3 separate regions of the Mus musculus genome follow, and regions 1 and 3 are each linked to region 2. Evidence: chromatin loops called from intact Hi-C (ENCODE). Cell type or tissue: left cerebral cortex. All regions are shown on one strand. Region 1 overlaps Stat2 (signal transducer and activator of transcription 2). Region 2 holds the start of Spryd4 (SPRY domain containing 4). Region 3 has its middle 3.1 kb from the start of n-TScga2.

Region 1 (2,500 bases), 72 kb after region 2:
GCCGCTGGCAGTGACAGAGGAGTTACATGTCATCAGCTTCGTGGTTGAGTACGTGTACCAGGGTCTGAAGATGAAGCTGCAGGTGAGTGACGGGAAGCGGGGAGCGAGAGAGGCAGCAGATTTAGAGGAAGGGTCAAGGAGGGCACCAACAGAAGCGTCCTGGAGTGGGTGTCCTTGCCCACGCACGGACGCAGATGCCTGCAGTTATAAACATCCCGTTCTCCACCATAACTCCGGTCTTCCTCCCAGACGGACACTCTCCCTGTTGTGATTATTTCTAACATGAACCAACTCTCCATTGCCTGGGCCTCCATTCTCTGGTTCAACATGCTCAGCCCAAATCCCAAGGTAGGAGGAGGAGGAGGCGGCAGCAGCGGAGGCGGCGAGCGGGTGAGGGGCAGAGGTCGCAGGAAGGGCTGCTTCTGAGCCGGCTCACCTGAACCCTGCAGAACCAGCAGTTCTTCTGCCAAGCTCCGAAAGCCCCCTGGAGTTTGCTGGGACCTGTGCTCAGCTGGCAGTTCTCCTCTTACGTTGGCCGAGGCCTCGATTCTGAGCAGCTGGGCATGCTGAGAACCAAGCTGTTTGGTACGGTTTTTCTTTTTGGTCATTCCCTAGCCTTGGCTTGCCCCTACCAGAGTCCTCTGCCTGGCCTTGGCCTCCTTCAGTCATCCGTCTGTGACTCTGATCCACAGGAAAGAGCTGCAAGATGGAGGATGCGCTGTTGTCCTGGGTAGACTTTTGCAAGGTAACACCCTGCAGCCTGTGTCCCGCTAGTCCCCGGTCCAAACACTGGGCACACCTCTTCCCTTCCCCCCACCACGGGCAGCTCCACATCCCTTCCTGCCTCTCTGTTCCTCCTTCAGCGAGAGAGCCCCCCTGGTAAGATCCCTTTCTGGACCTGGCTGGACAAAATTCTGGAGCTGGTGCACGACCACCTGAAGGATCTCTGGAAGGATGGGTAAGGCCTGGCGTCGATTTCCTTAACTGAGCTCAGGACTGCACTTTGGGCGCCCCCTGGTGGCACAAGGGAAAGAAAAAAAACCAACAACAAAAAAACAAAAACAAAAACCCAACCCAATACGGTGCAAGTCCCCATTAGTAATAGCAGTTGTGGTCTGAATTTGTCAAGCATCCACTGTGTTGCAGAGCCTGGAGCCTGCAGGGTGCTTCTGTTCGCGCAACCCCTCTGACCACACTGAGTGGCGGAGTACTTCCACCTTCAGTTCCATGAGGAAACACGCTTAGAGAAATTGGGAACTCCTCGATCAATGGACAGAGTTGTGGGGGCGGGGTGGGGGGCACGAGTGGAGGCGCGGAGGTGTGTCAGTATGTCTCTATTATGTGGCTCTGGCTGACAGTCCTGGATCTTGCTGTGTAGACCACATTTGTCTGTCTACGCTTTCCTCTGCCTCCCAAGCGCTGGGATTAAAGGCATTCACTCCTATGCCCAACCCTATTATATTTTTATGTATTTATTTTGTGTGTCTGTCTGTCTGTCTGTCTGTGTGTGCACGTGGGAGCGCCTGCCTGCGCACACCCGAGTGCATGTGGAGGTCAGAGTATAGCTTACAGGGGTCGGTTCTCTCCTTCCACCATGTGGGTCCTAGAGATTGAACTCAGGCAACCAGGCTGGCGTGAGGTACCTTTCGCTGCAGAGCCATCTCCTCACCCCTCACCTGGGTGCTCTCCTCAGTCTGTCTACTCTGCTCCAGGCGCATCATGGGCTTTGTGAGCCGCAACCAGGAACGCAGACTGCTGAAGAAGATGTTGTCTGGCACCTTCCTACTGCGCTTCAGTGAAACTTCTGAAGGGGGCATTACTTGTTCTTGGGTGGAGCACCAGGATGACGGTCAGCACCCTCCCCCGTACCATTCCTGCAGTCTGCTTTCTGCCAGGCACCCCATACGGACCCTCCCACCCTGACCCTAGGTCCGCTCTTGGAGTGGGGGTGGTGTCTGTTTGGGGTCGGTGTCTGTTTGGTCTGGGAACCCCGGGCCTAGTCTCACTCACTTCATGTTACCACACTATGTCCTTCAGATAAAGTCGAAATCTACTCAGTGCAGCCCTACACCAAGGAAGTGTTACAGTCACTCCCACTGACAGAGATCATCCGCCACTACCAGGTTCTTGCCGAAGAGAACATCCCCGAGAACCCACTCCGCTTCCTCTATCCCCGAATCCCTCGGGACGAAGCTTTTGGGTGTTACTACCAGGAAAAAGGTTGGGGTCTTTAACATACATCCTTCCTAGAATGAAAGTGTTGTCAGATATTGATAGATTCGGCTCCCTCCCTTCACACGCAGGACAGGGCTATACAGAGTGTGCAGTAAGGAGGTAACCTTGTCAGGACCGTCTTGCAATAGGGGAGCGCTGACCTGTGTGACCAGCAAATTGATCTCTCCCATCTCCTGTCTGTCTCCCCACAGTTAATTTTGAAGAACAGAGGAAATATTTGAAACATAAACTCATTGTGATCTCTAACAGGTGAGACACAAACCCT
Region 2 (2,500 bases):
TTTGATCTGAAAGCTGTCCAGGCGATGACGGGAAATCGAGAAAAGTCAATGTCAAATGTTAACATGGAAAGAGCAGAGGTGCCGCTTTAGTAAGACAGCCCTGGGAGCTGCAAATCACTGACTGGGGAAGCCAGAAGCCGGTGCCCCAGGTTTGGAATCTTGCTAGATCAAGGCAGAGGGGAGAGAGGAGAAATGAGGAGTGGAGTTCTCTGATCGCGCTCTGGGAATGACACGTTAACTACTTTGGAGTGACAGTAAAAAAGAAATATGCCTACCTCTCCGGGATTCCACAGCAGGGACCCCCCATCGCTTGGTGCCCCAGCGGTACAACTTCCAACAGCGTGCAAAGGGCAGCGCCATCTTGTGCCACAGATGCACGGGGCACGCCCCCAGGGGACACCGACCAATGACTGGTCCGCGCCCGGAGCACGTGGTGCGAGACGCGAGTGTCGTGAGAAATCGGTATCTCGGTGATTTCTAGTCTGGCGAGCTAGATCAATACGTGAAGAGACGTACTGATTATATCTCAACTAAGTAGGATACCCCTCTCACACACACACACACCCAGAGAGCCTGTGTAAACAGAGTCTCTGATTTGTTTGGTTTTGAAACAGGGTCTCCTGTAGCCTGGATTGGCCTGGAATTCATTATGTAGTCATGGCTGGCCTCAATTTCATAAAAATCTACCTGCCTCTGCCACCCAAGTGCTGAGACTAAATTAATGCATGCGATACCAAGTCTGGCAAGATAAAAGAAGTATTTTTTTAAAGTAGTTTAATCCGGGGGGGGCGGGGGGAGTGACACACAGCCCTCAGGAGGCAGAGGCAGGCAGTTTTCTATGAGTTCGAGGCCAGTCTGGTCTACATACCAAGTTCCAGGACAGGCAGAGCACCACACATTATTTAAAAAAAAAAAAAAAAAAAAAGCGTAAATCCGTTTCCCAGAGCCTCAGCATTCTCTTTGGACAGAATGTGTCTACATTCAAGCTTACTGTTCTGTCTTCTGAGACAGAGTTACTATGTAACCTTTGCAGGCCTCAAACTCTAGATCCTGCTGCCTCAATTTCCCAAGTGCCAGGTTGTGCTCAGTTTTTTTTTGTTGTTTTTTTTTTGTTGTTTTTGTTTTGTTTTTTTCGAGACAGGGTTTCTCTGTATATCAGTTTTTTATTATTATAGTTTGAGACAGGGTCTCAAGGATCGGCCTGCCTCAGCCCGCGGAGTGCTGGGATTAACAACATGACTTGTGCTCATTATTATTATTATTGTTATTATTATTATTATTATTATTATTATTATTATTATTATTATTATTATTATTATTTTCGAGACAGGGTTTCTCTGTGAAGTCCTGGCTGTCCTGGAACTCACTCTGTAGACCGGGCTGGCCTCGAACTCAGAAATCTGCCTGCCTCTGCCTCCCGAGTGCTGGGATAAAAGGTGTGCGCCACCAACGCCCGGCTACCTCATTATTTTTTAATGTATAAATGAGCTTGAAAGTGTGTGTGGGGTGGTGCAGTGACTCATTCTCTCCACTAGGGTTCAGTCAGGCCCAGCCTTTTCAGCCCCGTAACTGTAGAGATGCAGGTTAACTTTTTTTTTCCCCTTCTAATTACAAAACTACTTTTAATACTTTGAGGTATGTCGCATACCTCAAAACTGGGAAGAGTAACCTCACTTTCCAGGAGTGGCCCAGGGTAAGAGAGGAAGGAAACACGAGAGGGACCTGCTGCAGACTTGCAAATGCCGAAGGGAAGGAACTGTATAGCACGGTGGGAAGGCTCTGGCGCATAGGCGAAGACCAAGAGGGTTGGTCACGAAGCCGTTCTCGTTTGCCTTTTTCTGTTTCTGCTGCACGACCTCCGAGTCTCTCCGCCTGCGGGCGGCAGAGGAAACCAATCGTTATCCCGGCGCTTCCCCTTAACCGAGTCGCTCTCCTTGCTCTGGGAGAGCTCGCACTCAGGTACCGCGGTCCTGAAGCAGCTCCCACCTGCCTCGTTTGCATCCCATCTTCCTCTTCTATTGACTTTTAAACGTCGGAGCAAAAATGTTGAGGGAATTTCCTCTAGAGAGGTTGTGCCTGTTCTGCTAATGCTTCGGGTGTGGATAATGAAGAGGGAATGGTTTCAGAACTGGGTCTCTGAAGCACCTATAGACTTGCGCCTTCTTATTCCCTGCCCTCATCATGACCACTGAGCTGTATTCCTGGCCCTTTTTAAGATATGGTTGTTTGCTTGTTTTAATTTGTAGACGAGGTCTCACGAAGTTGACATTGGAACTCATACACACTGTAGCGTAGGGCAGCATTTGAACTGTGGACCTTTCTGGCGGAGCCTCCTGAGTCTGGATTATAGGTATGTATCGCCAGTGGAAATACCTGCATTATTTTATACTCATTCAGAGAGTAGCTTCACCTGTCATTTCTTATATTACTTTACTTCTACCATCAAATAAACTTACCTTCATCATTTAGATGATCTGTGTGCCTTATTTTTTTAAGATTT
Region 3 (2,500 bases), 240 kb after region 2:
TGGGTATGGTAGTGCTCATCTTTAATGCCAGCACCCAGGAGACAGAGGCCAGCGTGGCCTACAGAGCAAGTTAGTTCCAGGACAGCCAGGGCTACAGGACAGCCAGGGCTACAGGACAGCCAGGGCTACACAGAGAAGCCCTATCTTGAAAATACAAAGCACCCAGGAATGGTAGAGCTTGCCTATAATTCCAGCACTGAAGAGGCTGAGGAAAGACAATAGGTTTGACTAGCCTGGGTTGCATAGCTAATTCTAGGCCAGTACCTAGTAAGATCCAGTCTGGTCAGCCTGATCTACAGAGTGAGTTCTAGGGCAGCTAGGGCTACATAGAGAAACACTGACTCGAAAAACAAAAACAAGACCCTGTCTAAAATAAGAAAATAGTGACTAGGGATTGTCAAGTGAAGGTGTGTGGCTTTGTCCTTCGTGAATTCATGAAGTGCTGACTCAGGGGAACAGGAGAATTCCAAGGTTGTGCTGGCTAATTTTATGTCAACTCGACACAGGCTAGGGTCATCTGAGAGGAGGGAACTGTAATTTAAAACAATGCCTCCATGAGATCAGGCTATAGGTAAGCTTGTGGGACATTTTCTTAATTAGTGAATGATGGGGAAGGGCCCAGCCCATTGTGGGTGGTGCCATCCCTGGGCTGGTGAGCTAGAGTTCTATAAGAAAGCAGGCTGAGCAAACCAGTAAGCAGCACTCTCCATGGCCTCTGCATCAGCTCCTGCCTCCAGGTTCCTGCCCTGTGTGAGCTCCTGTCCTGACCTCCTTCAGTGGACTACAGTGTGGAAGTGTAAGCCAAGTAAGCCCTTTCCCCACCACTCTGGAGTTTCATCACAGCAATAGTAACCTCAACCAAGACAGAGAAAGGATAGATTACAGGGGAAGCCGGAATAAGCAGGATCAGGGAGGGTGAGCAAGGCCAAATATAATTCTTTTAAAATTGATTTTGAGACAGGGTCTCATGACAGCCCAGACTGGCTTCGAACTAGATATATAGCCCAAGTTGACCTCTAACTCATGGTCCTCCTGCCTCAGCCTTGTCCTTCCTGGGATCACAAGGATGTGCCAGCTGCAGAGTTATCTATTGGATGGGAAGTTTGGAACCCCTGGTGTTTCACACGTAAACATTCTGGGTGAGCATCTAAGAGTGGAAGGGATGATCTTCAGGCTTGTCAGTGTCCCCACCGTCTGTAGCCTCCATTTTGTAAACGTGTGTGTGTGTGTGTGTGTGTGTGTGTGTGTGTGTGTGTGTTGGGGGATGGAAGGGCTCCCTTCTTTCCTTCACAACATGGTTGTTGACTGCCCTCTGCTGGTTGATTCGTGGTTCTTCAGATAGTTTAATTGGAAACCAAAAAAAAAAAAAAAAAAAAAAAAAAAGGGATTCTGTTACTGTAATACATCTTTGATCACAACTGAGTTTAAAGCCTTGAAAAGATGCCAAAACACTCGCACGTACACACACACAACCCCATGTGTGTGAGCATTCACATAGCAAGGTAAAAGATTTGAGTGGCTTGTCTGTGTGAACAATGACTTCCCGTAAGATTAGGGCAACAAGTGATCAGGTTTTTTTTTTTTTTTGACAGGGTTTCATGTAGCACAGGATAGCTTAAACTCACTATGTAGCAGTAGCAGCACAAGATTTTGAATTTCTGATCGTCCTGCTCCCAACTGCTGGGATTAAAGGTGTGCGTGCACCCATCAGACCCAGTTCTAGGGACTGAACCCAAGGTTTCATATACAGGAGCACTCCAGCAGCTGAACTGCATCTCCAATCCTTTCTCAGAGAAGCTGTCGCTGTTAAGCTCAGCCTTAACTTGAACTAATAGCAATGCTCCTGCTGCGGCTTCCCAAGACCTGGGGTTGTAGACATGGGACATTGCATCCAGCCAGAGGAGACTGTGCAACGTTTACAGGGAGCAGAGGAGGTAAGGATGAGAGAGGCTCTGTCAGCCTCGGAGGAACAGCCCAGATAAGGTCAGATAACCACAAGATGGAATGTTGTGAAAACTGGCTGAGAGAAGACTCAGGTGGTCCACATACACAGCCTTTGTAGGGCTTAGGGTTTGTGGTTGTATGGCTGCCTCAGTACATCCAAACATATATGAATTCATGTAATCCTCACAGGTAGCCCTGGCCGTTTGAAAACACTTTAAGTAGAGAGGCTGGTATTGAAATCCCAGAGATTCACCTGCCTCCATCTCCTGAGTGTGGCATTAAAGACAGGTACCACCTGACCCAGCCTACTGCAGCTTTTCAGATAAAGGCTCTCTCTGCCTGGGCGTGGTGGTGCACACCTTTAATACGAGCACTCGGGAGGCAGGGGATTTCTGAGTTTGAGGCCAGCCTGGTCTCCAAAGTGAGTTCCAGGACAGTGAGGGCTATACAGAGAAACCCTGTCTCAAAAACAAAAACAAAAAAACCAAACCAAAACAAAAAGGCTCTCTCTGACAAGTGGTAGGTCCACTACACACTCATCCCTTTTAAATCATGG

The links. A loop is a pair of places that touch in the nucleus more often than their neighbours do. Peaks named below come from ENCODE experiments on the same cell type or tissue, not always from the same donor. Only the 100,000 strongest peaks of a DNase experiment are listed, where the experiment ranks them.
Region 1: it touches region 2 in a loop (5-fold over the local background); 19 of 42 quality-filtered maps call a loop at or near these places.
Region 3: a loop joins it to region 2, with 2.2 times the contacts of the local background. A loop is called at or near these places in 3 of 42 quality-filtered maps.

The regions. Positions count from the first base shown.
Region 1 is chr10:128,283,235-128,285,734 of GRCm38, forward strand. It overlaps Stat2 (signal transducer and activator of transcription 2), which reads left to right. Exons shown (of 24, transcript NM_019963.2): 15 at 1-82; 16 at 250-348; 17 at 450-585; 18 at 693-745; 19 at 864-958; 20 at 1,713-1,849; 21 at 2,038-2,220; 22 at 2,427-2,484. Among named protein-coding and RNA genes, the nearest start is that of Il23a, 14 kb to the right of the region's middle. In left cerebral cortex, a CTCF peak has its summit at 1,021 (motif pointing left); a DNase peak (open chromatin) is centred at 1,007.
Region 2 is chr10:128,211,434-128,213,933 of GRCm38, forward strand. Spryd4 (SPRY domain containing 4) reads right to left here and starts at 361. Exons shown (of 2, transcript NM_025716.2): 1 at 276-361. The coding sequence starts at 360. In left cerebral cortex, CTCF peaks have their summits at 326 (motif pointing left) and 1,522; DNase peaks (open chromatin) are centred at 45, 416 and 1,536; H3K4me3 peaks cover 1,367 bases; H3K27ac peaks cover 742 bases.
Region 3 is chr10:128,454,218-128,456,717 of GRCm38, forward strand. No RefSeq gene overlaps it. Among named protein-coding and RNA genes, the nearest start is that of n-TScga2, 3.1 kb to the right of the region's middle. In left cerebral cortex, a CTCF peak has its summit at 1,325 (motif pointing left); a DNase peak (open chromatin) is centred at 1,281; H3K27ac peaks cover 377 bases.